2 separate regions of the Homo sapiens genome follow, and region 2 is linked to region 1. Evidence: read pairs that join two places in POLR2A ChIA-PET (ENCODE). Cell type or tissue: PC-9. All regions are shown on one strand. Each heading gives the region's core, and the rest is flanking DNA. Links, peaks and the distances in the headings are about the cores only. Region 1 overlaps CPT1C (carnitine palmitoyltransferase 1C). Region 2 overlaps LOC107985340 (a long non-coding RNA gene).

Region 1 (16,119 bases), core at 7,955-11,954:
CACATATTTATTGTTTTATAAATTTTACATTTATGTTCTGTTTTTCTTTTTTGGGGGGGACGGAGTTTCACTCTTGTTGCCCAGGCTGGAGTGCAATGGTGCGATCTCAGCTCCTTGCAACCTCTGCCTCCCCGACTCAAGCGATTCTCCTGCCTCAGGCTACCGAGTAGCCGGGATTACAGGCGTGCACCACCACGTGTGGCTAATGTTTGTATTTTTAGTAGAGACAGGGTTTCATCATGTTGGCCAGGCTGGTCTTGAACACCTGACCTCAGGTGATCCACCCGCTTAGCCTCCCAAAGTGCTGGGATTACAGGCGGGAGCCACCGTGCCCAGCTGTACCTTGTTATTTCCACCAGCTATGTAATATTCCACTGCCGGAGTATAACAGGGTTTAGCTAACTGATCCCCCATGGATGGATTTCTAGGTGATCGCTAGTTACTGACTACGATGGCTGACTTCTTTGGCTCTATCCTCCCTGCCTGACGCAGGAGCATCTGGGGCCTTCCCTGTCCTACTGTCCCTCCCCCAACAGGCCCCAGCCCCTCACTGTGTGTCTCCCCACCCCGCTCCCAGGTCAGTGACTGGTGGGAGGAATTTGTGTACCTGCGCTCCCGAAATCCGCTGATGGTGAACAGCAACTATTACATGATGGTGAGAAGGGGAGGGGTGAGGTTCATAGGCCCCAGGTCTAGGGTTGGGGGGTACCTGGGCGGAATGTGACGGTCATGCTCAGTGACCTGGATCTAGACGCGCCATCTGGGATTCATCATTCCACCCTCTTTTGGGGTCAGGACCTGTATTTGGGTCAGTGGCTCCATCGGGGGCAAACCTGACCCTGGGTGTTTTGCCATCCCCTCTCCTGGTCCCCAGGACTTCCTGTATGTCACACCCACGCCTCTGCAGGCAGCTCGCGCTGGGAATGCCGTCCATGCCCTCCTCCTGTACCGCCACCGCCTGAACCGCCAGGAGATACCCCCGGTGAGAGGGCCCCAGTGGGTTAGGGATGGAGGTGTGGTCCTGTGGCCTTTGGGCCACGTGGGTCCTGGAAGGCAGCTCACAGCCCACGGTTTCCTGCAGACTTTGCTGATGGGAATGCGCCCCTTATGCTCTGCCCAGTACGAGAAGATCTTCAACACCACGCGGATTCCAGGGGTCCAAAAAGGTGAGACCCTCTCCTGTCCCCACTGATGGAGGCAGAACAATATAGTGGCTAAGAGCATGTTTTCTGGAGTCCGCCTGACTGAGCTGGGAACCATTGCTTCCTTGCTGTGTGACCTTCTGCACGTTATTACCCTCTCTGAGCCTCAGCTTCCACTAAAGTGGGATAATAATTGTACCTAGGGGCTGGGCGCAGTGACTGATGCCTGTAATCCCAGCACTTTGTGGGGCCGAGGTGGACAATTGCTTAGGCCAGGAGTTCGAGACCAGCCTAGGGCAACGTAGTGAGATCCGGTCTATATACAAAATTTAAAAATTAGCCAGGCATGGTGATATGCACCTGTGGCCCCAGTTAATCGGGAGCCTGAAGTGGAAGGATCACCTGAGCCCCGGAGGTTGAGGCTGCAGTGAGCTGAGATCTCACCACTGCACTCCAGCCTGGCGACAGAGCGAGACCTTGTCTCCAAATACTAAGTAAATAAAAGTCCTAGGGTGCTGATGATTACTAGGGTACTTTGAACAACTGACGACACCTAAGAAGTATATAATAAATGGTCACTATTTTTATGTGTCTGGCCTTCCTGCCCCCATGCTTCTGCCAACGCCACCCCTAGACTACATCCGCCACCTCCATGACAGCCAACACGTGGCTGTCTTCCACCGGGGCCGATTCTTCCGCATGGGGACCCACTCCCGAAACAGCCTGCTTTCCCCGAGAGCCCTGGAGCAGCAGTTTCAGAGAATCCTGGATGATCCCTCACCGGCCTGCCCCCACGAGGAACATCTGGCAGCTCTGACAGCTGCTCCCAGGTAAGGGTCAGGGGTCAGGGGTCAGGGGCTCTCAGAGGCCGCCAGTGTCCTGAGACTGTGGAAGGGCAGGGTGGGGCCAGGTGGCGGCTGGGCAGGATGGACTCAGGCACATCCCGGGCCCTCCAGGGGCACGTGGGCCCAGGTGCGGACATCCCTGAAGACCCAGGCAGCGGAGGCCCTGGAGGCGGTGGAAGGGGCCGCTTTCTTTGTGTCACTGGATGCTGAGCCCGCGGGGCTCACCAGGGAGGACCCGGCAGCGTCGTTGGATGCCTACGCCCATGCTCTGCTGGCCGGCCGGGGCCATGATCGGTGAGTGAGTCTTGGGATGGGGCCCCCAGATGTGGCACCCGAGAATCCAGTATCAGACCTAGGACCCCTGACAGTAGACAGCCAGACCCTGGAGCCCACACCTGCAGAGTCTGTAGACCAGGGGCTGCATAGAGCTGAGGACCCCAGACCCAGTGCTTTGGGACCTGGAGACCTCTGACCTGGGGAACCCCTCAACCTGGGACCCAAGACCTATAAACCAGACCCAGTGACCCCCAAATCTGAGACTCCCAAACCCCTGAGCTGGACCCTCCGACCCAGAGAACTCAGCATCACAGACCCAGAGACCCCAGATCTGAGGACCACCAAACCCAGGACCCCTAGGCCCAGGGACCCCAGACTTGGCAACCTCAGCCTCAGAACTTGAACCATTCAATCCTCAGGCCTTAATGCAGGCACCCCAAATCCATGGCCCTAGACCCAGACTTCCAGACCTAGAGATTCTCAGGCCTGGCAGGCATCACTGAATTCCTAGGCCCCAGGGGGGTCCCGCTGACCTCCCAGCACCCCCAAAAGCCTTGAACCTTCCTCGGCAAGTTTCCTAAAAATCTCCAAACTCCAGACTGGGCATGGTGGCTCATGCCTGTAGTCTCAGCACTTTGGGAGGCTGAGAGGGGCGGATCACCTGAGATCAGGAGTTTGAGACCAGCCTGGCCAATATGGTGAAACCTCATCTCCACTAAAAATGCAAAAATTAGCTGGGCATGGTGGTGCATGCTTGTGATCCCAGCTACTTGGGAGGCTGAGGCGGGAGAATCACTTGAACCCTCAGCTACTTGGGAGGCGGAGGTTGCAGTGAGCCGAGATCGCGCCACTGCACTCCAGCCTGGGCGACAAGAGTGAAACTCCATCTCAAAACAAACAAACAAACAAAAAAACAATCTCCAAACTCTAAATCCCAGACATGTCTTGGAGACCTCCAGGGCCACTACTGGGGACCCCCAATGGTCCTAGAGATCCCCATACCAGCACCCCAATGGATTCCCACATCTTCCCATCTAGAAAACCCCCTCAAGTCCCACAGAAAGCACTCTGAGGTCCCCGTGCCCCTCGCTCTTGGTGACCCATCTGAACTCTCCCTGACAGCTGGTTTGACAAATCCTTCACCCTAATCGTCTTCTCTAACGGGAAGCTGGGCCTCAGCGTGGAGCACTCCTGGGCCGACTGCCCCATCTCAGGACACATGTGGGAGGTAGGGCGGCCAGCCCTCCCTGGTTCTGGGGACCCCTGCCCCATCTCCAAAGACCGTCCTCTCCAGCGCCTTAGTGTCAGAAGAAAAACTGAGGCTTGGCCGGGCACGGTGGTTCATGCCTGTAATCCCAGCATTTTGGGAGGCCGAGGTGGGCGGATCATGAGGTCAGGAGTTCGAGACCAGCCTGGCCAACATAGTGAAACCCTGCCTCTACTAAAAATACAAAAAAATTAGCCAGGCATGGTGGTGTGTGCCTGTAATCCCTGCTACTCGGGAGGCTGAGGCATGAGAATCGCATGAACCCGGGAGGTGGAGGTTGCAGTGAGCTGACATTGTGCCACTGTACTTCAGCCTGGGCGACAGAGCAAGAATACATCTCAAAAAAAAAAAAAAAAAAAAAAAAAGAAAAGAAAAACTGAGGCTCAGGGAGAGGCAGAGGCTGGCCCAGGGTCACCTGGCAAAGAAAGGGGACTGGGATGAGGACCTTCCTTTGATGAGTTGGTAACTGGGGCTCAAAGAAGGGAAGTGATTTTCCCAGAGTCACACAGCGAGGAGTTACAGAGCAAGAAGATGACTCCAGGCTGGGTGCAGTGGCTCATGCCTGTAATCCCAGCACTTTGGGAGGTCAAGGCAGGAAGATCAATTGAGCCCAGGAGTTTGAGACTAGCCTGGGCAACATAATGAGAACCTGTCTACAAAAAACGTTAAAAAAAAACAAAAAAAACAAAACCAGCCAGTCATGGTGGTACATGCCTGTGGCCCCAGCTACTCCGGAGGCTAAGGCAGGAGGATGGCTTGAGCCCAGGAGTTTGAGGCTGCAGTGAGTTATAATTTCACCACTGCACACCAGCCTGGATGACAGAGCAAGACCCTGTCAAAAAAGGAAAAGAAAATAAGGACAGTAAACACCAGTTGAGTATTGGTGTTAGTCCTGTTCTTGATGAACATGAACCTGAGACCGCATCTGTGAATATCAGAGGTTTCTGTTTCTCAGGGACTGCCCCCTACCCGAAAAAGGGCTGCATGAAAAGAGGTCCCGGGTTAGATGGCCTCAGTCCACAGGGAGGAAGGGACTCTAACAGCCTCTGTTTGCCCACAGTTCACTCTGGCTACAGAATGCTTTCAGCTGGGCTACTCAACAGACGGCCACTGCAAGGGGCACCCGGACCCCACACTACCCCAGCCCCAGCGGCTGCAATGGGACCTTCCAGACCAGGTGAGGCTGGGTTTCTGGGCCTCTCCTCCAAGTCCCAAGATTCCTAGCCTTGACTTCAAACTCATCCCCACCCCTAATCTGAACGTGAAAATCAACCCCATTCCTACCCCCAACCCGAAACCCATGCTTCCCCCACCCCCAAATCAGGCCATATGCATCCACAACCTCAAACCCCAACACGAACCTCATCTCCAGCCCCAACTCCAACCGTCCTCCCACTGCCAATCCCATCCTCAACCCCAACCCCATCTCTACCTGTTTCAGACTCAAAAACCACCACTGTCCAACCCCAGCACCAACCCCTACTCCATTTTCCTTCCAAATCCATCTCCATACCCAATCCCATCCCAACACCACCTGAATTCATTCCCATGTTCATCCTAACTCCACCCCATACCAAACCCTAACCCCATACCCAACCCCAACCCCATCCTGTACTCAGCCACGACCCCACTTCCAATGACAACCCATGCCCAACTCATCCCATACCCAACCTCAACCCCATACCCCACACCAACCCCATCCCGTACTCAGCCACAACCCCACCTCCAACCACAACCCATGCCCAACTCGAATTCACTTCCCATACCCAACCCCTTCCCCGTTCTATTCCCAAACCACTCTCAGTCCCTCCTCCATCCCCATCCCCAACCCCAGCTTCAACTGTGGCCCAACCCCAATCTTGTTCCAGTCTACACATGCCATCCCTATCCCCATTTTTTTTTTTTTTTTTGAGATGGAGTCCCGCTCTGTCACCCAGGCTGGAGTGCAATGACACGATCTCAGTTCACTGCAACCTCCATCTCCCAGGTTCAAGCGATTCTCTTGCCTCAGCCTCCTGAGGAGCTGGGATTACAGGTGCCCACTACCACACCCGGCTAAATTTTTTTATTTTTAATAGAGATGAGGTTTTTCCATGTTGGCCAGGCTGGTCTCAAACTCCTGACCTCAGGTGATCCAGCCACCTCAGTCTCCCAAAGTGTTGGGATTACAGGCGTGAGCCACCGCGCCCGGCATTTTTTTTTTGAGACGGAGTCTTGCTCTGTACCCAGGCTGGAGTGCAGTGGTGCGATCTCAGCTCACTGCAACCTCTGCCTCCTGGGTTCAAGCGATTCTCCTGCCTCAGCCTCCCAAGTAGCTGGGACTACAGGCACGTGCCACCACGGCCAGCTAGTTTTTTGTATTTTTAGTAGAGACGAGGTTTCATCATGTTGGTCAGGCTGGTCTCAAACTCCCGACCTCAGGTGATCCGCCCGCCTCGGCCTCCCAAAGTGCTGGGATTACAGGCGTGCGCCACCACGCCCAGCCCCTATCCCCATCTTTAGTCTCATCCTTCAATTCTCTTCTCTTCTTTGTCCCCATTTCCATATTCTGCCGCAACCTTAACTCCACATCCACCTCCGCTTCCAGCCTTATTCCTGGCTTTCACCCTACCCCCATCTGTAACCCCAACTACTCCTCTTCCCTCCTCCTCTGGCAGATCCACTCCTCCATCTCTCTAGCCCTGAGGGGAGCCAAGATCTTGTCTGAAAATGTCGACTGCCATGTCGTTCCATTCTCCCTATTTGGCAAGAGCTTCATCCGACGCTGCCACCTCTCTTCAGACAGCTTCATCCAGATCGCCTTGCAACTGGCCCACTTCCGGGTCAGTTGGGTTCCCCATCCACAGCCCCCGCAGGGTCTCAGTCCACCTGAGCCCCCAAGACCTGCCCCTCCACGGTTCCTTGTGGTCGCTGCCATTGTGGGTCGGCCATCTTGAATTCTCTCTTCCAACCATTCTTGGGCTGGCTGGAGGAGGCTGGAGGTCTGGACAGAGATAGGTCAAGTCTGTAAGATCTCCTGAGCCCAGCTGACAGACTCCTCTTCTCCTCCCTGTCCCCCAGGACAGGGGTCAATTCTGCCTGACTTATGAGTCGGCCATGACTCGCTTATTCCTGGAAGGCCGGACGGAGACGGTGCGGTCTTGCACGAGGGAGGCCTGCAACTTTGTCAGGGCCATGGAGGACAAAGAGAAGACGGTGGGTGCAGCCCTCGCTTGAGGCTTCAGTTATTTCTGTGTACTCACTCATCCACTTGCAAACGTTGATGGGACCTACTGAAGCCAGCCTCCACGAGGAGCACAAGGGACAAGGGATGAATCGGACCTGGCCTCTGACTTCAAAGAGCTCACTGATGGGGGGAGACAGCCCAGCATAGTGTGATATCTGCTTTCATGGTGGTCTCACAGGGCACTGGGGGTGCACCCAAGAAGGAACCCCATTTCTTTTTTTTTGAGATGGAGTCTTGCTCTGTTGCCCAGGCTGGAGTGCAGTGGCACAATCTCGGCTTACTGCAACCTCTGCCTCTCAGGTTCAAGCGATTCTCATGCCTCAGCCTCCTGAGTAGCTGGAATTATAGGCACCCGCCACCATGCCCAGCTAATTTTTTTTTTTTTTTTTTGTATTTTTAGTAGAGACGGGGTTTCACCATGTTGGCCAGGCTGGTCTCGAACTCCTGACCTCAGGTGATCTCCCTGCCTCGGCCTCCCAAAGTGCTGGGATTACAGGCGTGAGCCAATGCACCTGGCTGGAACTCCATTTTTACAACGTAACTCTGCCCATTTAACCTCTTTGTGACTTGTGACCTTCCTTTGCACCCCTGTACCCTCTCTGCCCAGATCCCACCTGCCCTGCACCTCTTCTCCCTTGCCCTACACCTAGCCCCGCACCTACAAGGTATTGTGGTTCCATGGAAGGAGTTTGGACTCTGGGGCCAGACACACCTAGGAACCCGCCTGGCTCTCCCTGGCTGTGTGAACCTGGCCAAATGATTTCCCCTCTCTAAGCCTCAGTTCCCCATCTGTAAAATGGGGTTGATATTCCCACCTTGCAGGGATGTGGCAAACTCAGTTGAGGCCAGATGTGCCGCAGGCCCAGCCCTAAGTCGACTTCCTGTCTTTCCATGACCTGTGACCTCCCTGGGGACTGCAGGACCCACAGTGCCTCGCCCTGTTCCGCGTGGCAGTGGACAAGCACCAGGCTCTGCTGAAGGCAGCCATGAGCGGGCAGGGAGTTGACCGCCACCTGTTTGCGCTGTACATCGTGTCCCGATTCCTCCACCTGCAGTCGCCCTTCCTGACCCAGGTTGGGGCACAGGGAAAGGGTTAGAGAGGGAAGTGGGAGACCATGGAAGAAGGGAGAGGTTTCAGGGAAGGAGGGTGATGTTGAAAAAGGACCCATCAAGGCCGGGCACGGTGGCTCACGCCTGTAATCCCAGCAGTTTGGGAAGCCGAGGCAGGCGGATCACTTGAGGTCAAGAGTTCGAGACCAGCCTGGCCAACTTGGCGAAACCCTGTCTCTACTAAAAATACAAAAATTAGCTGGGTATGGTGACAGGCACCTGTAATCCCAGCTACTTGGGAGGGCTGAGGCAATAGAATCCCTTGAACCCGGGAGGCGGAGGCTGTAGTGAGCTGAGATCGCACCACTGCACTCCAGCCTGGACGACAGAGCAAGACTCTGTCTCAAAAAAAAAAAAAAAAGGAGGGTGATGTTGAGAAAGGATGCGTCAGCAGAGAAGTCAGTTGTGGGGGGGCGGCAAGGCAGAAGGCGGAGAGGCAACGGGACAACGGGAGCAGACAAAAGGGGAGAGGGTCAGTGGGGTGGGGATAAGAGGAAAGGGCGTGGTCAGAGGAGGGGCGTGGTCCGAGGGAGAAGAGGAGAGGGACGTGGGTGTGGGTGGTGAGACGAGTGAGGGGCGTGGCCAGATAGGGCGTGGTCAGGAGAAGGGCGTGGTTAGGGAGAAGGAGGCCCGGATTTACGGGTAAAAAAAAAGCCAGGGATGCAGGGAGTGAAGTGGAGCCAAGGGCCGGAACTGCAGATCTCTGTCCTGCACATGTGATGGGCTCCTGTCCTCAGGTCCATTCGGAGCAGTGGCAGCTGTCCACCAGCCAGATCCCTGTTCAGCAAATGCATCTGTTTGACGTCCACAATTACCCGGACTATGTTTCCTCAGGCGGTGGATTCGGGCCTGTGAGTGGAGCTGGGCGCGCTGGCCCCCAGAGGAAAGAGGGGGCTGGGGGGCCTGCACTCCTGCATAGTGGGGGTGGAGGGGACCGGAGCTATTTTCTTCCCTTCACTCTTTCCGTCTCCAGGCTGATGACCATGGTTATGGTGTTTCTTATATCTTCATGGGGGATGGCATGATCACCTTCCACATCTCCAGCAAAAAATCAAGCACAAAAACGGTGAGACAAACGTGTATACCCACCAACTCCCTCTTTCCTCAGGAACCAGGAGTCTGGGCCCCCAGCCCCTCCTCCCTCAGACCCAGGATTCCAGGCCCCAGCCCCTCCTCCCTCAGACCCAGGAGTCCAGGCCCCCAGCCCCTCCTCCCTCAGACCCGGGAGTCCAGGCCCCCAGCCCCTCCTCCCTCAGACCCGGGAGTCCAGGCCCCCAGCCCCTCCTCCCTCAGACTCGGGAGTCCAGGCCCCAGCTCCTCCTCCCTCAGACTCAGGAATCCAGGCCCTTAGCCCTCTTGTTTCTCAGCCTCCAGGATCCCATCTCCCAGCTTCCCCTGGCTCTGACCTGTTCTCCTTCCAGGATTCCCACAGGCTGGGGCAGCACATTGAGGACGCACTGCTGGATGTGGCCTCCCTGTTCCAGGCGGGACAGCATTTTAAGCGCCGGTTCAGAGGGTCAGGGAAGGAGAACTCCAGGCACAGGTGTGGATTTCTCTCCCGCCAGACTGGGGCCTCCAAGGCCTCAATGACATCCACCGACTTCTGACTCCTTCCAGCAGGCAGCTGGCCTCTCCAAGGAATAAGGGTGAAATTGCCACAGCTGGCTGACACAGGACAGGGGCAACTGGTTTGGCAACCCCACATCCAGGCCAATAAAGATGTGTGAGCTGGGTGTGTGGTGTCTGCTATGCTCTTGGGCAGGGCAGGGGTAGAAGAGGTAAGGACCAGGGTGGAGGAGGACAGAAGCTCCCATCCATTCCCAGGCCCAGCCAGGGATTCCCAGTTGCAGTCACAGCTTCAACCACAGCCCGCAACACCTGCCCAGTGTACTTCATTTCCAGCTTCACTCATACCAAACCCAACCCTCCAAGGCCAGTGCCAATCAAACACAACCTCACAAGTTCTCCTGAGCCTAATTCCTGCTGCCCCAACACCACTGTCCACCTCAAATCCATCTCCAGGCCGGGCGCGGTGGCTCATGTCTGTAATCCCAGAACTTTGGGAGGCCAAGGTGGGCGGATCATGAGGTCAGGAGATCAAGACCTTCCTGGCGAACACTGTGAAACCCCGTCTCTATTAAAAATACAAAAAAATTAGCCGGGCATGGTGGCGAGCACCTGTAGTCCCAGCTACTCGGGAGGCTGAGGCAGGAGAATGGCATGAACCCGGGAGGCGGAGCTTGCAGTGAGAAGAAATCGTGCCATTGCACCCCAGCCTGGGGGACACAGCAAGACTCTGTCTCAAAAAAAAAAAAAAAATCCATCTCCAAACCTAAAGATCCAGCCACCCCAATTGACAATCCCCAAACGAACCCACGAAAATTTTTATTACCCAACCCCAACTCCAGCCATTTCTTTTTCTTTTTCTTTTTTTGAGAGAGAGTCTTGTTCTGTCACCCAGGCTGGAGTGCAGTGGTGCAATCTTGGCTCACTGCAATCTCTGCCTCCTGGGTTCAAGCAATTCTCCTGCCTCAGCCTCCCGAGTAGCTGGGACTACAGGCATCCGCCACCATGACCGGCTAATTTTTTTTTGTATTTTTAGTGGAGACGGGTTTTGGGGTTTCATCATGTTGGTCAGGCTGGTCTCGAACTCCTGACCTCAAATGATCCACCCACCTTGGCCTCCCAAAGTGCTGGGATTATGGGCATGAGCCACTGTGCCTGGCCTACTCCAGCCATTTCAACCTCTTCCTCAATGACGGATTCAGCTCCCATAACTAGGAAATGCACTGCCCAGTGCACACCACCCTAACGCTGCCATCATTCCAGCAATCAGCAACTCCATGATGCCACACCCCACTATACACAACAACTCAACTACAGTTCGAACCACACAACCAACACAACGTCCAACTCCAAGCTCCACCATCCCCACCAAATATCCCTTCTCATTTCCACCATAACCCACACTTTACCTTGACCCATAGTGATGACTTTATTTTTATTTATTTATTTATTTATATTTTAAGACGGAGTCTTGCTCCGTCGCCCAGGCTGGAGTGCAGCGGCGTGATCTCAGCTCACTGCAAGCTCTGCCTTCCGGGTTCATGCCATTCTCCTACCTCAGCCTCCCGAGTAGCTGGGACTACAGGTGCCCGCCACCACGCCCAGCTAATTTTTTTGTATTTTCAGTAGAGACGGGGTTTCACTGTGTTAGTCAGGATGGTCTCGATCTCCTGACCTCGTGATCCGCCTGCCTCGGCCTCCCAAAGTGCTGGGATTACAGGCGTGAGCCACCGCGCCCGGCCAGTGATGACTTTAAACACCATCATCCCCGAGCACACCTTCACTGTGCTCCACCACCCCCACCATTACAATCTCCACCAGCCCAACTACAGCCATCAACACCAAACCCAATCACCCACCCCACCAATACCACGGTTCCAACGCGCCATCAATCTAACCCTCACTGCTTCTGAGTCAAACAATAATACAACCCAACAACAAAATCAAAATTCTAAATGGCTCAACCTCTACCAGCCCAACCACCCCAGCCAGACTGCCAACTCTGTGATGGTTTAAAAAATGTCCACAAGTGGGGGCTGGGCACGGTGGCTCATGCCTGTAATTCCAGCACTTTGGGAGGCGGAGGCGGGTGGATCACCTGAGGTCAGGAGTTTGAGATCAGTCTGACCAACATGGAGAAACCACATCTCTACTAAAAATACAAAATTAGCTGGGCATGGTGGTGCATGCCTGTAATCCCAGCTACTCAGGAGGCTGAGGCAGGAGAACTGCTTGAACCCGGGAGGCAGAGGTTGTGGTGAGCCGGGATCGCGCCATTGCACTCCAGCCTGGGCAACAAGAGTGAAACCCCGTCTCAAAAAAAAAAAAAAAATAGTGATTAGGTCACAAAAGACATTGTGGCTTTCTTTTGGCCGGGCATGGTGGCTCACACCTGTAATCCCAGCACTTTAGGAGGCTGAGGCGAGCTGATCACGAAGTCAAGAGATCGAGACCATCCTGACCAACATGGTGAAACCCTGTATCTACTAAAAATGCAAAAATTAGCTGGGTGTGGTGGCATGTGCCTGTAGTCCCAGCTACTCAGGAGGCTGAGGCAGGAGAATCGCTTGAACCCGGGATGCGGAGGTTGCAGTGAGCTGAGATTGCACCAGTGCATTCCAGCCTGGCAACAGAACAAGGCTGTGTCTCAAAACAAAACAAAAAACAAAACAAAACAACACAAGACATTGTGGCTTCCTTCTTGCTCTGTTTCTCAATCACTTGCTCTGGGGGAAGCCAGCCACCATGTCATGAGGACACTCAAGCTGCCCATGAAGAGGCCCACGTGGTAAAGAACTGAGACCTCCTGCCAACAGCCAGTGAGGCACACATGAGTGAGCCATCTTGGAAGCAGATCCTCCAGTCCCAGTCAAGCCTTCAGATGACTGTCACCCGGCTGACAGCTTAACCACAACTTCATGAGGGACACGGAGCCAGAACCACCTTAGCTAAGCTACTTTTGATTTCCTGACTTTTAACAACTATGTGAGATAATAAATGTTTGTTAATTCAAGTTGCTATACTTTGGGGTAACTTTTTTTTTTACACAGGAATAAAGAATACAAACTGCAAACACCTCAGCCTCAACCCTCATATTCTTTTTTGAAATTTGCTTTTATTTTTATTTATTTTTTTGAGACGGAGTTTTGTTCTCGTTGCCCAGGCTGGAGTGCAATTGCACAGTCTCGGCTCACCACAAGCTCCACCTACCCCGGTTCAAGAGATTTTCCTGCCTCAGCCTCTCAAGTTAGCTAGGATTACAGGCAGGCACCACCATGCCCGGTTAATTTTGTATTTTTAGTAGAGACGGGGTTTCTCCATGTTGGTCGGGCTGGTCTAGAACTCCTGACCTCATGTGATCTGCCCGCCTCGGCCTCCCAAAGTGCTGGGATTACAGGCTTGAGCCACCGTGCCCCGCCTGTTTGAGACCGAGTTTCACTCTGTCACCCAGGCTGGAGTGCAGTGGTGCAATCTCGGCTCACTGCAACCTCCTCTTCCCAGGCCCAAATGATTCTTGTGCCTCAGTCTCCCGAGTAGCTGGGATTACAGGCGTGAGCCACTGCACCTGACCAAGAAATTTATTTTTGGTTGGAATACTGCCTGGCGCAATCTCGGCTCACTGCAAGCTCCGCCTCCCGGGTTCACGCCATTCTCCTGCCTCAGCCTCCCGAGTAGCTGGGACTACAGGCGCCCGCCACTACACCCGGCTAATTTTTTTGTATTTTTAGTAGAGACGGGGTTTCACCATGTTAGCCAGGATGGTCTCGATCTCCTGACCTCGTGATCCACCCGCCTCAGCCTCCTAAAGTGCTGGGATTACAGGCGTGAGCCACCGCGCCCGGCCACGACTTTTTTTTTTTGCAAGTAGTCTTTCAAAAATATATTTGGTCCTCAGGGGTACAGAATTGGATTAATCATAATTGCTGGTCCTTGGCACATACTATTATTATGTGTACCACTTCTTAAGCTATTATCTCTTGGCTTCAAATCTATTTCCCAGCACTGGGCTTTGGGTAACTGGGAATGGGACTCTGAAAACCCCACTTTCACTTTGCCAAGTGGTGTGTTAGCCTCTGCCAATAGGGGGTGCCAGACTGACCGTAGAGCCTGAAGGAGGAAAAGGGTTCTTGCTCCTTCCTGTTTGCTCTCTGCTTACTTCCCGTTGGTTTCCTGTTCTCATCTGCGTCAGCAAAGCTTCTTCACCCTGTCCAAGGCAGTTCTTTCCTGTAGCAGCAGCTAAATCCAATTTGCAGTTTTTCCAAACTTGCACATCCTCAGAGATGCCAGACCATTTGGGGATGCCAGACCAGCACCCCTGCCTGAGAAAATTCCAGTCTCGGGCCGGGTGCGGTAGCTCACGCCTGTAATTCCAGCTCTTTGGGAGGCTGAGGCGGGTCAATCACGAGGTCAGAAGATCGAGGCCATCCTGGCTAACACGGTGAAATCCTGTCCCTACTAAAAATACAAAAAATAAGCCGGGCATAGTGGCGGGCACCTGTAGTCCCAGCTACTCGGGAGGCTGAGGCAGGGCAATGGCATGAACCCGGGAGGCTGAGCTTGTAATGAGCCAAGATCACGCCACTGCACTCTAGACTGGGTGACAGAGCGAGACTCCGTCTCAAAAAAAAAAAAAAAAGAAAGAAAATTCCAGTCTCTAGTGATCCTCCTCTGAGCTCAGAAACACCAGCACCATCTGAGCAGTGCCTCCTCTTCAGAGCCTCAGTTTTTTTTTTTTTTTGAGACAGAGTCTCACTCTGTAGCCCAGGCTGGAGTGCAATGGCGTGATCTTGGCTCACTGCAAACTCCATCTCGCGGGTTCAAGTGATTCTCTTGCCTCAGCCTCCCGAGTAATGGATTGCAGACGTGCGTAACCACGCCCAGCTAATTTTTGTATTTTTAGTAGAGACAGGTTTTCCCCGTGTTGGCCATGCTGGTCTTGAACTCCCAACCTCAGGTGATCCACCCGCCTTGGCCTCCCAAAGTGCTGGAATTACAGGCGTGAGCCACTGGGCCCAGCCCAGAGGCTCAGTTTTATGTCCACTGGCTCCTGATCCAAATGTATAGTTTTTAATAACTCTAACCTTTGTCTTTGTTTTTCATACCCTAGTGAGATAGGAATTTGGCAAGACTGGTTTCCAAGACAACAGGACACAAGACCTCACTCATAAGACAGAAAACAGCAAAAGAAACTGGCTAAAACCAGCTAGAACCAAGAGGACAATGAAAGGGACCTCTGGGGCCGGGCCCGGTGCCTCATGCCTGTAATCCCTGCACCTAGGGAGGCCGAGGCGGGTGAATTACCTGAGGTCAGGAGTTCGAGACCAGCCTGACCAACACGGAGAAACCCTGTCTCTACTCAAAATACAAAATTAGCCCGGCGTGGTGGTGCCTGCCTGTAATCCCAGCTACCTGGGAGGCTGAGGCAGGAGAATTTCTTGAACCCGGGAGGCAGAGGTTGTGGTGAGCCAAGATCGCGCCATTGCACTCCAGCCTGGGCAACAAGAGCCAAACTCCATCTCAAAAAACAACAACAACTAAAAAGGAAGTGACGTCTGGTTACTTTCACTGCTCATTATATGCTAATTGTAATGCATTAACATGCTAAAAACACTGCCACCAGCACCATGACAGTTTACAAATGCCATGGCCATGCTGAAAAGTTACCCTGTGTGGTCTGGACGGGGTGAAAGCCCAGGTTCTGGGAACTCCCTGCCTCTTATCTAGAAAACCCATGTGTAATTCACCTTTTATTTAGCATATATTCAACAACTAACCATTAAAATAACCAACCAACGATCCTCAGAGCTACTCTGCCTATGAGGTTGCTACTCTTACTTTCCTTTCTTTCTTTTTTTTTCCAATTGTAAAGTGCTGATCCTGTTTATTTGGCAGGAAAACGAGACAATCCAGCAGCCCAGGAGGGACAGGTGGACTTAATCCTCCTCCTCGTCGTCTCCAGCCCCACCCTCACCCTGGCCCTTCTTGGCGTTCTTCCTCTTCACGCGGCCGGGGCGGCCACCCCATAGGGAGAGCGCAGAGACAAGTCGATGCGCTTCTGGGAATCCAGGCGGACAATGAAGGACGGGATGTTCGCCACCTGATTGCGGACCCTGACACGGCGCTGGCGGATCAGTACGCCAGCGTGGTGGATGGACTTGGCCAAGCCCAGCTTGAAGACCTGGGTCTGTAGGCGTCTCTCTAAGAAATCCTCTATCTTCAGGCCCAGGATGTAATCCAGCTTCGTCTTGCCCTCATCCAGCACCCCAATGCGGAGCAGCCGCCGCAGCAGGACGTTGCCTTCAAACAGACGCCGTGGGTCCTTCTCATCAAGCGTCAGCAGTTCCCGGGCGGCCTTGCGGATGTTGGCCAAGGTAAATTTGACCCTCTAGACCTCACGTTTGTTCCGGAACCCATACTCGCCGATCAGCTTCAGCTCTTGGTCGAGACGAGATTTCTCGAAGGGTCTCCGCGGGGTCACATAAGTTTTGTGACAAACCCAGCTCCGGGCCACTGGCATGTTGGCTCCGCTTCCCCGTCTGCGCCTGAGTGCAGGACCCGTTCACTGAGAAAGAGCTCCTTTCTTTTTCTTTTCTTTTTTCCTTTTCTTTTTTTTTTTTTTTTCTTTTTTCTTTTTTTTTTTTTTTGAGACAGTCTCGCTCTGTCGCCCAGGCTGGAATGCACTGGCGC
Region 2 (16,119 bases), core at 6,226-10,225, 450 kb before region 1:
ATGCAAGGTTGGTTTAATATCTGAAAATCAATGTTATATCAATAGAATAAAGAACAAAACCCAATAAAGAACAAAACCCATATGATCATCACAGTAGATATATAAAGAGCACTTGACAAAATCCAACACCTTTCATGATAAACACTCAACAAACCTAGAAATAGAAGGAAATCTTGACTTGATAAAGGGAATCTACAAAAAAAAATCTATGGTTAACATCATACTTAATGGTGAAAACTGAATCCTTTCCAAGATCAGGAATAAGACATGAGTGTTTTTCTCACCACTTCTGTTCAATATTGTACTGGAGATTCTAGCCAGAGAAATTAGGCAAGACAATAAAATAAAAGACATCAAGAATGAAAAAGAAATAAACTGTCTCTCTTCCCATATAACATGATCTTGTATAAAGAAAATCCTAAGGAATCCACTAAACTATTAGAACTCCAATAGGTTCAGTAAGGTTGCAGAATACAAGATCAATATACAAAAATTGTATTTCTATATACTTGCAAAAAATCCAAAATTTAAGAAAACTGTTCCATATATGATAGTATGTGATACAGTTTGGATGTTTGTCCCCTCCAAATCTCATGTTGAAATGTAATCCCTACTGTTGGAGGTGGGGCCTGGTGAGAGGTGTTTGGGTCATGGGGCCAGATCTCTGATGAATGGCTTGTTGCTGACCTCTTGATAGTGAATGGCTTCTTGTGAGATCTGGTTAAGAGTGTGTGGCTCTTCCTCCTCTCTCTCTTGCTTCTGCTCGTGTGTAGTAGAAGTGACATGCTGGCTCTTTATGACCTTCCACCAAGATTTTAAGTGTCCTGAGGCCTTCAGCAGAAGCAGATGCTAGCACTATGCTTCCTGTATATCCTGCAGAACCGTGTGCCAAAATAAAACCTCTTTTCTTTATAAATTAAAGCAGCATGGGACTGGTATAAGGATGCACAATAGACCAATAGGAATACCAGTCAGGTATTCCTTTATAGCAATGCAAAAGTGGCCTAATGCAGTGTCAAAAAAAAAAATAAAATACTTAGTAATACATTTAACAAAAGGACAAATTTTATACTCTGAAAATTACAAAACATGTTGAAAGAAGATTTAATGAAAAGAAATCCCATGTTTATGAACCAGAAAACTAAGTATTAAGATGGCAATATTTCCCAAGTTGATCTATAGAATTAATGCAGTCCATCTCAAAATCCCTAGCTGGCTTCTTTGCAGAAAATGACCAGCTGATGATATAATTCATCTGGAAATTAAAGGCGGCCCAGAAGAGCCAAAACAAACTTGACAAAGAACAATGTCGGAGGACTCATGCTTCCTGATTTCAAAACTTATTATACTGCTACAGTAATTAAAGCTGCATGGGACTGGTACAAGAATGCATATAAACCAACAGGATACCATAGGATAGAATAGCCCAGAAATAAACCTTTATGTATGTAGTCAATTTTCAACAAGAGTGCCAAGAGTACTCAATGAGAAAAAGACAGTTTCTCCAACAGATATTGGGAAAATTGGATATACACATGCAAAAAAAATAACCTTGGATCCTTACACTCTACACAATAATTAACAAAATGGATAAAAGACCTACATGTAAGAGCAAAAACTATAAACCTTTTAGAAGAAAATGTTGGGGAGCAAATCTCTATGACCTTGGTTTGGCAATGGTTTCTTAAATATGACACCAAAATTTGTCCTTTTGTGCATCAAAAGACATTATCAGAGAGTGAAAAGATAACCCATCGAATGGGAGAAAACATTTGCAAATCAAGTATTTGGTAAGATTCGAGTATCCAGAATATAAAAATAACTCCTACAACTGAAAAAAAACTAAACTCAGTTAAAAAAAATGGGCAAAGTATGTTAATTAGCCCTATTGCGCCATTTCACTACATATACATGTTCCAAAACATCACGTTGTACATGATAAATATATATAATTTGCATCTGTTACTTTAAAAATCAATTTTTTAAAAAGGGCAAAGGACATCAATAGACATTTCTTCCAAGAAGATAAACAGATGGCCAAAAAGCAGATGAAAAGATGCTCAACATTGCTAATCACTAGAGGCAGGCAAATCAAGACCAGAGTTACCATTTCACACTGATGAAGATGGCTACAAGAAAAAAAAAAATCAGTGGGAAATAACAACTGCTGGGGAGGATGTGGTGAAATTAGAATCATTATGCATTGAGGATAAGAATGTCCACTGGAGCAGCCATGGTAAAAACCAGTTTGGCAGTTCCTCAAAAAGTAAAACAATTACCATTGGATCCAACAATTCCACTTCCGGGTACATACACACCTGACTTGAAAGGAAGAACTCAGGCCGGGCGCAGTGGCTCACCCCTGTAATCCCAGCACTTTGGGAGGCCGAGGCGGGCGGATCACGAGGTCAGGAGATTGAGACCATCCTGGCTAACACAGTGAAACCCTGTCTCTACTAAAAATACAAAAAATTAGCCGGGCATGGTGGCAGGCGTCTGTAGTCCCAGCTACTCGGGAGGCTGAGGCAGGAGAATGGTGTGAACCCGGGAGGCAGAGCTTGCAGTGAGCCAAGATCGCGCCACTGCACTCCAGCCTGGGCGACAGGGCAAGACTCCGCCTCAAAAAAAAAAAAAAAAAAAAAAAAGATTTAAAAAAGAATAAACTCTGGTATACCCTACAATGGAATATTATTCATCCATAAAAAATGAAATTCAGATACATGCTATAACATGGATGAGCCTTGAAAACATGTTAAATGAAATAAGCCAGATACAAAAAGACAAATATTATGATTCTATTTATATGAAATATCTAGAATAGGCAAATTCATAGAGACAGCATATTAGAGGTTACTAGGGGGGTGCTGGGCAGAGGGAGAGGAATTACTGCTTCCCAGGTGCAGAGTTTCTATTTGGGGTGTTGACATGTTTTGGAACTAGATAGAGATAGTGGTTGCACAACATTGTGAAAGTACTAAATGCCACTGAAGTGTTTCTTTAAAATGGCTAATTTTATGTTATGTGGATTTCACCTCAATAAAAATAATAAAAGATGATGAAATAATGCTACCAGACAGACAAAAGTTGGGAGAATTTGTCATTAGCACATCAGCACTGCAAAAAATATTAAAAATCTTTGGGCTGAAGGAATATTATTGGAGCTGGAAAGAGATGTAAGAGTAAAATAAGAGACGCAGAAACACATACTGCGTGATTTCACTCATACGTGGAATCTGAAAAAGTTGATCTAGAAGTAGAGACTAAAATGGTGGTTACCAGAGTGGGGATGATGGGGGAGTGGGGTGCTGGGGAGTTGTTGGTCAAATAATACAAAATTTCAGTTAGATGAAAAGAATAGGTTTAAGATAACTATCATTCAACATGGTGACTAAAGTTAATAACTACACTGTAATCTTGAAAAATGCTGATTTTAAATATTCTCACCACAAAAATATTAGATATGTAAATTAGCTACATTTAGCATTCCACAATGTATATATATTTCAAAACATCATGTTGAACACAAATACATACAATTTCATCTGTCAGTTAAAAAATAATAACATAAAATTTAGAAAGGAATAAAGAAAACCTGAAAGGGTGTCCCAGCTACTACCTAGGTCAAAGTAGTCCTAGCTACTCAGGAGGCTGAGGAGAGAGGATCACTTGAGCCCCAGAAGTTTTGAGGCTGCAGTGAGCTGATCATGCCATTGCACTCCAGTTTGGGCAACAGAGCAAGACCGTGTAGGCAAATTTGAGACTAATGAGTGCTTAAAGTAACAATAGCAGCAATGTATTGTGGGGTTCATAATATGTAGAAGAAAAATATTGGAGAACAATTGAAAAAAAAAATGGTGGGAAAACTAGAAATAGAAGGCAACTTCCTTAATCTACAGCTTCCTTAAGCCTATAACTAACATCACACTGAACAATGAAATATGAATGCTTTTCTCTTGAGTTTGGGGACAAGGTAAGGATGTTCATTCCACATTGTATTAAAGGTCCTAGCCTGTGCAATAAGGCAAGAAAAAAAAGTATAAAGATCAAAGTAAATAAAACTTTCCTTATTTAAAGGTGATGTAAGTATACTGTCAAGAGATCATGTATGTAGCTGGGCACAGTGGCTCATGCTTATAATCCTAGTACTGTGAGGCAGGAGGATCAGTTGAGGCCAGGAGCTCAAGACCAGCCTGGGCAACATAGCAAAACTCCATTTCTACAAAAATTGAAATAAAAAATTGGCCAGATGTGGTGGTACACGCCTGTAGTCCTAGCTACACAGGAGGCTGAGGAGAGAGGATCTCTTCAGCCCAGGAGTTTGAGGCTGCAGTGAGCTGATATGCCACTGCATTCCAGCTTGGACAAAAGAGTAAGACCCTGTCTCAGGAAAAAAAAAACCCAGATATTGTATATGTAAAAAGAATCTACAAATGGATGAAATTAAGTTTGTAATCGAATTTAGCAAAGTTCCTATATATAAGGCGATTGTACAAAAAATTATATTTTTGTATAGTAGCAACAAATAATTGGAAAATACTATTTTAAAACATCAAAGAAATTTAATACTTAGTAATCAATGTAGTTAAAATGTGTAAGACCTCGCTGAAAACTACAAAACAATGCAAAACACTTAGAGAATTTTACCATGTTCATGAGTTGGCAAGTTGAACATTTTTACAATGTCAATTATCCCCAAATTGATCTACAGATTCAGGGCAATCTTAAACACAAAATCCCATATTGTTGGTTTTTTGGAAACAGACAAGCTCGTTCTAAAATTATATGGAAAGCCAAAGACCTTAGAATGGCTAAGGCTATCTTGAAGAAGACCAAAGTTGGAAGACTTAACTTACCGTGGACTTATCTTATTATCTTAAGATTTACTCTAAGGCTACATAATTAAAACAGGAGGGGAGGGGCGGGGGAGATGGGGGAGGGGCTGGAGAGAGGGGTGGGAGTGTGGTGTTGGCAAAGGATAATAAATAGATCAATGGAAAAGAGAGTCCATAAATATACTCCAGCCTATGTGGTCACTTAATTTATAATAGAATTGCCACTGTGATTGGGTGGCGATGGATGGTCTTTTCAATAAGTAGTGCCAGAATAATGATATCTATGTAGAAAATAAGCTTGAGCCCACCTCACATGACACACGAACATTAATTCAAGATGAATCATAGATATAAATGTGGAGGGTAAAACAAAAGAGATTCCAAAAAAATATGAAAATATCACTTTGACTTTGGGTAGCACATTTTCTTAAATATACACAAAGAAAGCACTAAGAAAATTAGAACTCAACCTCATTAAAATTAAGACGTTTTTAAAAATTCAATGACATCTTTAAGAAAGTAAATAGGTAAGCCACAGACGGAACACATTTGTAATGCACACATGTGACAAATGACTTGTATTCAGAATATAAATAATGCCTACAAAACAATAAAAAAAAAAAGCCTAAGAAAAGGTGAAAGACTTGAACAGGGACTTCACAAAAGCAGCTATTCAGATGACCAATAGCCATATAAAAGTGCTAGATATCATTACTCATGATGAAAATGCAAATTAAAGCCACAATCAGGTACTACCGCACAGCTACCAGCACGACCAAAACTGAAAACACTGAGCTCATCAGATACTGTCCAGAATGTGCAGTGACCGCAGCGCCCTTCCATCGCTGGCGGGAGCGGAAAGTGATTTCACCATTTTGGACGGGTGTTTGGCAGACTCCCTAAAGACAAAAACACCTGTTCTATGACCCATAAAGTCACGTCTATGTGCATAAAAATATGTACGAGAATATTTGTTGCCACTTTATTCACAATAGCCTCCAAATAGTGGCATATTCATACAATGTAATACACAATAAAAAAGATCCAGTTACTGATGCCCCCAAAACACGAAGCTCAAAAGCTTTTCAGATTTAATTAATAATTTTAATGGTTAATAAAGTATATTCTTTTTAAATTTAAAAATATTTAATTGACAAAAACTGTATATATTCAAGGCATAATATGATTTATGTATACACTGTATAATGATTACCACAATCAAATTAACACATCCATAACCACCATAATTATCGTGTGTGTGCGCGTGCGTATGTATGTGATGAGGACACTTAAAATCTGTTCTCTGGCCGGGCGTGGTGGCTCACGCCTGTAATCCCAGCACTTTGGGAGGCCGAGGTGGGCAGATCACCTGAGGTCAAGAGTTCAAGACTAGCCTGGCCAACGTGGCAAAACTACTAAAAATACAAAAATTAGCCAGGTGTGGTGGTGGGTGCCTGTAATCCCAGCTACTCGGGAGGCTGAGGCAGGAGAATCACTTGAACCCAGGAGGCAGAGGTTGTAGTGAGCTGAGATTGCACCAGTGTACCCTAGCCTGCACGATGGAGCGAGACTGTCTCAAATAAAAAAAAAAAAATCTGTTCTCTTATCAAATTCAGGTAAATAATACAGTATTATTAACTGTAGCCACCATGTATATATTAGATCCCCAGAACTTAATAATCTTATAACTCAAAGTTTGTACCCTTTAACCAACATCTCCCCATTCCCCATAAGCCCTAGCATCTGCCAAAGCTGCACAGCAGGAAAAAAAAAAAAAGAGGCTAGGCGCGGTGGCTCACGCCTGTAATCCCAGCACTTTGGGAGGCCGAGACAGGTAGATCACGAGGTCAGAAGATCGAGACCATCCTGGCTAACATGGTGAAACCCCGTCTCTACTAAAAATACAAAAAATTAGCTGGGTGTGGTGGCGGGTGCCTGTAGTCCCAGCTACTCGGGAGGCTGAAGCAGGAGGATGGCATGAACCCGGGAGGCGGAGCTTGCAGTGAGCGGAGATTGCGCCACTGCACTCCAGCCTGGGTGACAGAGTGAGACTCCATTTCAAAAAAAAAAAAAAAAAAAAAAAAGGCAATCTATGGAATCAGAAAATATTTGCAATGTACATCCGAAATATGAATGGAACTCATACAACTTAATAGCAAACAAACCAAACGACCTAATTAAAAAGTGGACAAAGGACCTGAGTAGATATTTCTCCAAAGAAGACATACAAATGGCCAACAAGTATATAAATAAATGCTCAACATCAGCCGGGTTCAGTGGCTCAGCACTTTGGGAGGCTGAGGCAGGTGGATCACCTGAGGTCAGGAGTTGGAGACCAGCCTGGCCAATATGGTGAAACCCCATCTCCACTAAAAATACAAAAAATTAGCTGGGCATGATGGCATACGCCTTTAGTCCCAGCTACTCAGGAGCTGAGGCAGGAGAATCACTTGAACCCCGGAGGCGGAGGTTGCAGTGAGCTGAAATCATGCCACTGCACTCCAGCCTCCTGGGCAACAGAGTGAGACTCCATCTCAAAAAAAAAAAAAATGCTCTGGCTATTCAGGGTCTTTTGTTATTCCATACTCTGGGCGGCAAGCCACCTAGGAGCCAAGGCAAGAGACCGAGGGCATGAGCTGTTCCACTATAGTAAAATATGTAAAAACAACAAGAGTTATACTAGATCTAGATCATAGACATGATTACATATGAATATCATTAATCATTAGTTTGTAGCAATTACTCTTTATCCCAATATTATAATAATCCTCGCTCTACAATCATAACCTAGGAAAAACCAGGCCATACAGAGACAGGAGGTGAGCGGACATAGTGAGAAGTGACCAGAAGACAAGAGTGCGAGCCTTCTGTTATGCCCAGACAGGGCCACTAGAGGGCTCCTTGGTCTAGCGGTAACGCCAGCGTCTGGGAAGACAACCGTTGCCAAGCAGACTGTGGTCTAGCGGTAGCGTCAGTGCCAAGGAAAAACACCCACTACTTAGCAGACTGGGAAAGGGAGTCTGCCTTTCCCCGGGGGAGTTTAGAGAAGACTCTACTCCTCCACCTCTTGTGGAGGGCCTGACATCAGTCAGGCTCACCCGCAGTTATCCAGAGGCCTAACCATCTCCCTGTGATGCTGTGCTTCAGTGGTCACGCTCCTAGTCCGCTTTCATGTTCCATCCTGTACACCTGGCTCTGCCATTTAGATAGCAGTAGCAAAATCAGTGAAAGTACTAAAAGTCCCTGATATGCAGAAATAATGGCATAAGCTGTCTCTCTCTCCTTTCTCTGCCTCGGCTGCCAGGCAGGGAAGGGCCCCCTGTCCAGTGGACACATGACCCAGGGGACCTTACCTATCATTGGAGATGACTCACACTCTTTACCCTGCCCCTTTGTCTTGTATCCAATAAATAACAGCACAGCCAGATATTTGGGGCCACTACCAGTCTCTGCCTCTTGGTGATAGTGGTCCCCCGGGCCCAGCTGTCTTTTATCTCTTTGTTTTGTGTCTTTATTTCTACAATCTCTCATCTCCACACACACGGAGAAAAACCCACTGACCCTGTGGGGCTAGTCCCTACACCATACAAATTTTAGGATTTTTTTGTGAAAAATGTCATTGGTATTTTTGCAGGAATTGCATTGAATCTGTACATTACTTTGAGTAGTATGGACACTTTAGCAATATTAATTCTCCCAATCCATGAGCATTGGATGTCTTTCCATTTATTAGTAATCTCTTCAATTTCTTCCACCAATTTTTTATAGTTTTCATTGTAGAGATCTTTTACCTCCTTGGTTAAATTTGTTCCTATGTATTTTATTTTTGTTATTATTGAAAACAGGATTGTTTTCTTGATTTCTTTTTCAGATAGTTTGGTGTTGGTATATAGAAACACTAGTGATTTTTGTATGTTAATTTTGTGTCCTACAACTTCACTGAACTTGTTTAATCTAACAGGTTTTTGGAGAGGCTGTAGGGTTTTCTATATATAAGATCATGTCTTCTGCAAACAAGGACAATTTGACTTCCTTCTTTTCAGTTGGATGCTTTTTTTTCTCTTGAGATGGAGTTTCGCTCTTGTTGCCCAGGCTGGAGTGCAATTACATGATCTTGGCTCACCACAACCTCTGCCTTCTGGGTTCAAGTGATTCTCTTGCCTCAGCTTCCCGAGTAGCTGGGATTACAGGCATGCGCCCCCACCCCTGGATGCCCTTTCTTTCTTTCCCTGGCCTAATTGCTCTGGCTAGGACTCCCAGTACTATGTGGAATAGAAGTGGTACAACCTTGTGTTTTTCTGTATTTTAGAGGCAAAGCTTTCAACTTTTTCCCCATTGAGTATGATGCTAGCTGTGGGTTTGTTATATATGGCCTTTATTGTAACCAACTATGTTCCTGCTATATCTAATTTGTTAAGGGTTTTCATCATGAAGGCATGTTGAATTTGAGATCATATGGTTTTTGTCCTTCTATTAATGTGATGTATCATGTTTATTGATTTGCATATGTTGAACCATCCTTGCATCCCTGGGATGAATCCCACTTAATCATGGCAAATGACCTTCTTGATGTGCTATTTTAAAGAAATAGCATCGGCCAGGCCCAGTGGCTCACACCTGTAATCCCACCTTTTTGGGAAGCCGAGGCAGGAGGATTACCTGAGCTCAGGAGTTTGAGACTAGCCTGGGCAACATGGTGAAACCCTGTCGCTACTAAAATACAAAAAGTTAGCTGGGCATGGTGGAGTGCACCTGTAGTCCCAGCCACTCAGGAGACTGAGGCAGGAGAATCACTTCAACCAGGTGGAGGTTGCAATAAGCTGAGATCACGCCACTGCACTCCAGCCTGGGTGACAGAGTGAGACTCTGTCTCAAAAAAAAAAAAAAAAAGAAGGAAAGAAATAGGGTCTATGTTGCCCAGGCTGGACTTGAACTCCTGGACTCAACTGATGTTTCCACCTCAGCCTCCCAAGTAGCTGGGAGTACAGGCACGTGTCACCATGCCCAGCTACAGTTCTTTAAATGTTTGGTAGAATTTGTAACTGAATTCATTAGATCCAGAGCTTTTTTTCAATGGAAAACTTTTTATTAATTCAAGCTTGTTGCTCATTATTGGTCTGTTCAGGTTTTCTAATTCTTCATAATATTGGCTGGTTATATGTGTCCAGGAATTTATCCATTTCTTCTAAGTTTTCCATATAGTTGTTCATAATAGTCTCTAATGATCCTTTGTAGTTCTGTGATACCAATTGTGATGTCTCCTTTGTCATTTTTTTTTTTTTTTGAGACACTCTCACTCTTGTTGCCCAGGCTGGAGTACAATGGCGTGATCTCAGCTCACTGCAACCTCCGCCTCCCAGTTCAAGTGATTCTCCTGTCTCAGCCTCCCTAGTAGCTGGGATTACAGGTGCCCACCACCATGCCCAGCCAATATTTGTATTATTAGTAGAGACAGGGTTTCACCCTATTGGCCAGGCTGGTCTTGAACTCCTGACCTCAGGTGATCCACCCACCTCAGCCTCCCGAAGTGCTGAGATTACAGGCGTGAGCCACTGCACCCGGCCTTTGATCTATTTGAATCATCTCTCTTTCATACTTAGTCTAGCTAAAGGTTTGTTGATTTTGTTTATCTTTTCAGAAACCAACTCTTTGTTTCGTTGATCTTTTGTATTTAATTCTCTAGTTTATTTCTGCTCTGATCTTTATTTTTTTTTCCTTTACTAACTTGGGGTTTCATTTGTTCTCATTTTTCCAGATTTTTAGAGAAAATCCCTTAATCAGAAAGGAAGACTAAGAGAAAAAGGAAGAAAAGATCTACAAAACAACTAGGAAAAAGTAACAAAATGGCAGTAGTAAGCCCTTACCTATCAATAATTACCATGAATGTAAATGGATTAAATTCTCCAGTTAAAAGACAGACTGGCTGAACGGATTAAAAAACATGACCTAACTAAAGTTGGCCATTGAACAATATGAGTTTGAGCTGCAGGAGTCCAATGTCATGCAGATTTTCTTCCACCTCTGCCACTCCGAGTCAGCAAGACCAGCCCTTCCTCCTCCTCTCCCTCAGACTCCTCGATGTGAAGACCACGAGGATGAAGGCCTTTGTGTGATGATCACTTCCACTTGATAAACATTAAATATATTTTATCTTCCTTATGATTTTCTTGATAACATTTTTTCTCTAGGTTGCTTTATTGGAAAATATAGTGTATAATAGATTCAACATATAAAATATGTGTTAATCGACTTTTTATATTGTTGGTAAGGCTTCGGGTCAACATTAGGCTATTAGTAGTTAAGTTTTGGGGGAGTCAAAAGTTATTCGCAGATTTTCAACTACATGGGGGTTGGTGCCCCTAACCCTACATCATTCAAGGGTCAACTGAATATGTTGTCTACAAAAGACTCGCTTCACCTGAAAGGACACACACAGACTGAAAGTGAAGGGATGGGAAGATATTTCCTGCAAATGCAAAGCAAAAAAGAACAAGTAGTTATATCAGATAAAATAGATCTTAAGCCTAAAACTGTAAAAAGAGACAAAGAGGCCATTATAGAATGGTAAAATAGTCAATTCAACAAGAGGATATAACAATAATAAATATATATGCACCCAATATTGGAACATCTAAATTTATAAAGCAAATCTTAAATAAACCTAAAGGGAGAGATAGACTGCAATACAGTAATAGTAGAGGATTTCAACACTCCACTTTCAGCAATGGACAGATCATCCAGACAAAAATCAACAAAGAAATATCAGAGTTAAACTACACTCCAGACCAAACAGACCTAACAAGACACTTACAGAACCTTCCATCCAGTAGCCATGGAATACACATTCTTCTCAAAACCACATGGAACATTATCTAGTATAGATGATATGTTAGGCCATAATACAAGTCTTAACAAATTTTAAAAAGCTAAATCATATTATCTTTTTTGACAATAGAGTAAATCTAGAAATTAATAGGCAGAACATTGGAAACAAATATTTGGAAATTAAGCAACATGCTCCTAAACCACCAATGGGTTGATAAAGAAATCAAAAAGGAAATTCGACACAAAGGAAAATGGGAATACAGCATATTGAAACCTGTGGAGGCTGGGCATGGTGGCTCATGCCTGTAATCCCGGCACTTTTGGAGGCCGAGGCGGGAGGATCACTTGAGGTCAGGATTTCGAGACCAGCCTAGCCAACATAGTGAAAATACAAAAAATACAAAAATTAGCCAGGCATGGCAATGGGTGCCTGTAGTCCCAGCTACTCAGGGGGCTGAGGCAGGAGAATCACTTGAACCCGGGAGGCAGAGGTTGTAGTGAGCCGAGATTGTGCCATTGCACTCCAGCCTGGGCAACAGAGTGAGACTCTGTCTCAAAGATTAAATGAATAAATAAAAATAATAAAACCTACAAATACAGCAAAAGCAGTACTAAGAGGGAAACTTAAAGCAATAAATGCCTATATAAAAAATATTTGAACAATTAGTAAACCTGACTGACTGTGGCCTGTTAGGAACCAGCCAAACAGCAGGAGTTGAGTGGAAGGCAAGCAGGGATTATTGCCTGAACTCTGTCTCCTGTGAGATCAACGGCAGCATTAGGTTCTCACAGGAGCTAGAACCCTGCTGTGAACTGTGCATGTGAGGGATTTAGGTTGCACGCTCCTTATGAGAATGGAATGTGTGATGATCTGAGGTGGAACAGTTTCATCCTGAAACCACCCCCCACACTAGTGCCAAAAAGATTGGGGACCACTGAATAAATTGCTTCTGTAATTAGTAACTTTGCTCCAAAGCAAACTTCTGGTGAAGATGACTTCACTGAATCGTGTCAGACATTTAAGAAGTAAATGCTGTCAGTTTGGTGTAAAATCTTCCAGAATAGAAAAAGTGGCAAGACGAGTATAACTTGAGTACCTAGTCTAGCAAGGGAATTATGATAAAATCACACACCAATGTCATTCATAAACCTTGATGCAAAGGTCCCAAAAAATAACCAGCAAATGAAATCCATCAATACATGAAAACTATATATCACAAATGATTTTGCTTAAAAGAAAATCAGTGATAACATAATAAGGATACAGATCATATGACCATCTCAATTTGTAGAATATTTGATGAAACCCAATAACCATTCATTTATTAACAAAAGTAGCTGGGCATGGTGGCTCGTGCTGTGATCCCAGGACAGGACTTTGGGAGGATGAGGCAGGAGGACTGCCTGAGGCCAAGAGTTTGAGATAAGCCCTTGCAACACAGCGAGATCCCTTCTCTACAAAATAAAAAATAAGATAAAAGCCAACCTCTTAGCAAATTAGAGTAGAAAAGAACATCTTTAATTTCATAGGAGGTATTTATAAAAAAAGCATAAAGTAAACATTATACTTGATAAAACATTGAAGGGTTTTCCTTCAAAGTCAGGAATAAGACAAGGATGTCTGCCACCATCCCTTCTAGTCAAATTGAATTTAAAGTTTGTGTAGACTGATGGCCTTCATGGTACCAAGTCTTCAATTTTTCCTATATCCACCCCCTCTGCAATGTGATTCTACAGTTTGTCTAAGATCATATCTACTCTCCTGCTCCTTGAACCTGGGCTTGTATGCCGATTCAGCGCCTGTGCTGCAAGAGACCTTACTTGTTACTGCTTATTCTCTAACTCTTCCGCCATCGCTATGAGGACATGTCTGGGCTAATCTGCTGGAAACTGAAATATATATTAGAGCTGAATCACTCCAGTGGTACTAGCTCAAGCTAGTCTAGATTAGCCAAGAGGCAGCCCATTCCCTTTTATATTAGCTGAGCCCAAAATAATGACTCATAAGCTGTAATAAAAAATTCTTGTTTTAAGTCATTGAAGTTTGAGGTGGTTTGTTATGCAGCATTATGGTGGCAATGAGTCATTGACACAAGGTACAATAAAATGAAAAAAATGGTTTAGAAAAGAAGAAATAAAACTATTATTTATGGATATGATTCTGTATATAAAAAGGAAAAAAATCACCGGGCGCAATGGCTCATGCCTGTAATCCCAGCATTTTGGGAGGCCTAGGTGGGCAGATCACCTGAGGTCAGGAGTTCGAGACCAGCCTGGCCAACATGGTGAAACCCCATCTCTACTAAAAATACAAAACTAGCCAGGCATGGTGGCGTATGCCTTTAGTCCCAGCTACTCGAGAGGCTGAGGCAGAAGAATCACTGAACCCAGAAGGTGGAGGTTGCAGTCTGCGAGATCATGCCATTGCACTCCAGCCTGGGCAACAAGAGCAAAACTCTGTCTCAAAAAAAAAAAAATCTATAAATACATTACTAGGATTAATGAGTGAGTTTAGCAAGGTTGCTGGATACAGGGTTAATAGAAAACAATATTAATAGCGTTTCTACATACCAGCAAGAAATAAATAGGTAATAAAAAAATAAAGATAACATTTATAATAACAAGATATTTTCTGTGCCTAGGAATAGATCTAACACAAAAGTACAAAACTTCTATACCAAAACCTATAAATTATTATTATTGTTATTATTATATTGGTGTCTTTTGATGAAAAAATGTTCTAAATTTTAATGAACTCAAATTTATCAGTTCCCTCATGGTTAATATTTTCTAAAAGCTATTTAATACATCTTTCTTTCTTTTTTTTTTTTTTTTTTGAGACAGAGTTTCGCTCTTGTTGCCCAGACTGGAGTGCAATGGCGCGATCTTGGCTCACCGCAACCTCCACCTCCCAGGTTCAAGCCATTCTCCTGCCTCAGCCTCCCGAGTAGCTGAGATTATAGGCATGCACCACCACACCTGGCTAATTTTGTATTTTTAGTAGAGATGGGGTTTCTTCATGTTGGTCAGGCTGGTCTCAAACTCCCAACCTCAGGTGATCTGCCCGCCTCGGCCTCCCAAAGTGCTGGGATTACAGGCATGAGCCACCGCGCCCGGCCCTAATACGTCTTTCTTAACCCCCAGATCATGAAGTTATTCTTCCACATAACTTCTAAACACTTTATAAATTTGCCTTTCATGCTTAAATCTGTTAATCCTCATGGATTAACACTGTTCTTGATAATAATAATGATTATAGGCTGGGCATGGTGGCTGACCCCTGTAATCCCAGCACTTTGAAAGGCCAAGGCGGGCAGATCACCTGAGGTCAGGAGTTCAAGAGCAGCCTGGGCACGATGGTGAAACCTCATCTCTGCCAAAAATACAAAAAATTAGCTGGGCATGGTGGTGCATGCCTTTAGTCCCAGCTATTCAGGAGCCTGAGGCGCAAGAATCTCTTGAAGCTGGGAGGCAGAGGTTGCAGTGAGCCAAGATCATGCCACTGCACTCCAGCCTGGGCAACAGAGAGACCCTGTCTATAATAATAATAATGGTTATAGGTTTTGGCATAGAAGTTTTGTATTTTTTTTATTAGATCTATTCCTAGGCACTTAAAATAGCTTCATGTTATTATAAATGTTATCTTTATATTTTTCATTACCTATTTATTTCTTGCTGGTATGTAGAAACGCTACTAATATTGTTCTATTAACCCTGTATCCAGCAACCTTGATAAACTCACTCATTAATCTTAGTACTGTATTTATAGATTTTTTTTTTTTTTTTTTTTTTTTGAGACAGAGTCTTGCTCTGTCACCCAGGCTGGAGTGCAGAGGCCCGATCTCGGCTCACTGCAATCTCCATCTCCCAGGTTCAAGCGATTCTCCTGCCTCAGCCTCCCAAGTAGCTGGGATTTCAGGCGTGCACCACCATGCCCAGCTAATTTTTGTATTTTTAGTAGAGACGGGGTTTCATCATGTTCGTCAGGCTGGTCTTGAACTCCTGACCTCGTGATCCGCCTGCCTTGGCCTCCCAAAGTGCTGGGATTACAGGCGTGAGCCACTGCGCCCGGCCAGATTTCCTTTTTTGGGCGAGTTTTGCTTTCTTCTTGCATACTAACCTATCTCCTTTTTATTATAAAATACACATATTCCAAAAAGTGTACAAAACTGAAATGTTCACCTGAATGATTTATTGTAAAGCAAATGCCCCAACCATCCTAGCCAAGATTGAAATCTGAGTATCAGGAAACAATATTTAAGATTAAAAGTACCGAGCACATTAGAGACGTATGGTACATGCTCAACACGCAAAGAAAAAAATAACAGCCACAAGCCTATATGTACCAAACAACTGGAGAGCTAAATATTTAAGGCAAAACACGTATAAAACCAAAAAGAAATTGATCAAAATATAACTACGATGGCAATTATCATACAACTTTTTCAGAACTCACAGATCT

Evidence for each region. Peaks named below come from ENCODE experiments on the same cell type or tissue, not always from the same donor. Only the 100,000 strongest peaks of a DNase experiment are listed, where the experiment ranks them.
Region 2: POLR2A ChIA-PET joins it to region 1 with 15 read pairs; 2 of 35 experiments call an interaction of 5 or more read pairs at or near these places.

Annotation. Positions count from the first base shown.
Region 1 is chr19:49,704,133-49,720,251 of GRCh38, forward strand. It overlaps CPT1C (carnitine palmitoyltransferase 1C), which reads left to right. Exons shown (of 20, transcript NM_001199753.2): 8 at 578-655; 9 at 875-982; 10 at 1,082-1,166; 11 at 1,777-1,972; 12 at 2,099-2,281; 13 at 3,386-3,491; 14 at 4,591-4,707; 15 at 6,188-6,352; 16 at 6,591-6,725; 17 at 7,677-7,829; 18 at 8,604-8,717; 19 at 8,840-8,932; 20 at 9,288-9,599. The coding sequence ends at 9,473. It also overlaps the pseudogene RPS9P4. Among named protein-coding and RNA genes, the nearest start is that of CPT1C, 21 kb to the left of the region's middle. RefSeq lists a cis regulatory region at 13,286-13,821. In PC-9, for the core only: no CTCF peak of the experiment used is centred there; DNase peaks (open chromatin) are centred at 8,449 and 9,539.
Region 2 is chr19:49,258,816-49,274,934 of GRCh38, forward strand. It overlaps LOC107985340 (a long non-coding RNA gene), which reads left to right. Exons shown (of 3, transcript XR_001753971.2): 3 at 10,588-10,681. Among named protein-coding and RNA genes, the nearest start is that of MIR4324, 42 kb to the right of the region's middle. In PC-9, for the core only: a CTCF peak has its summit at 7,815; no DNase peak of the experiment used is centred there.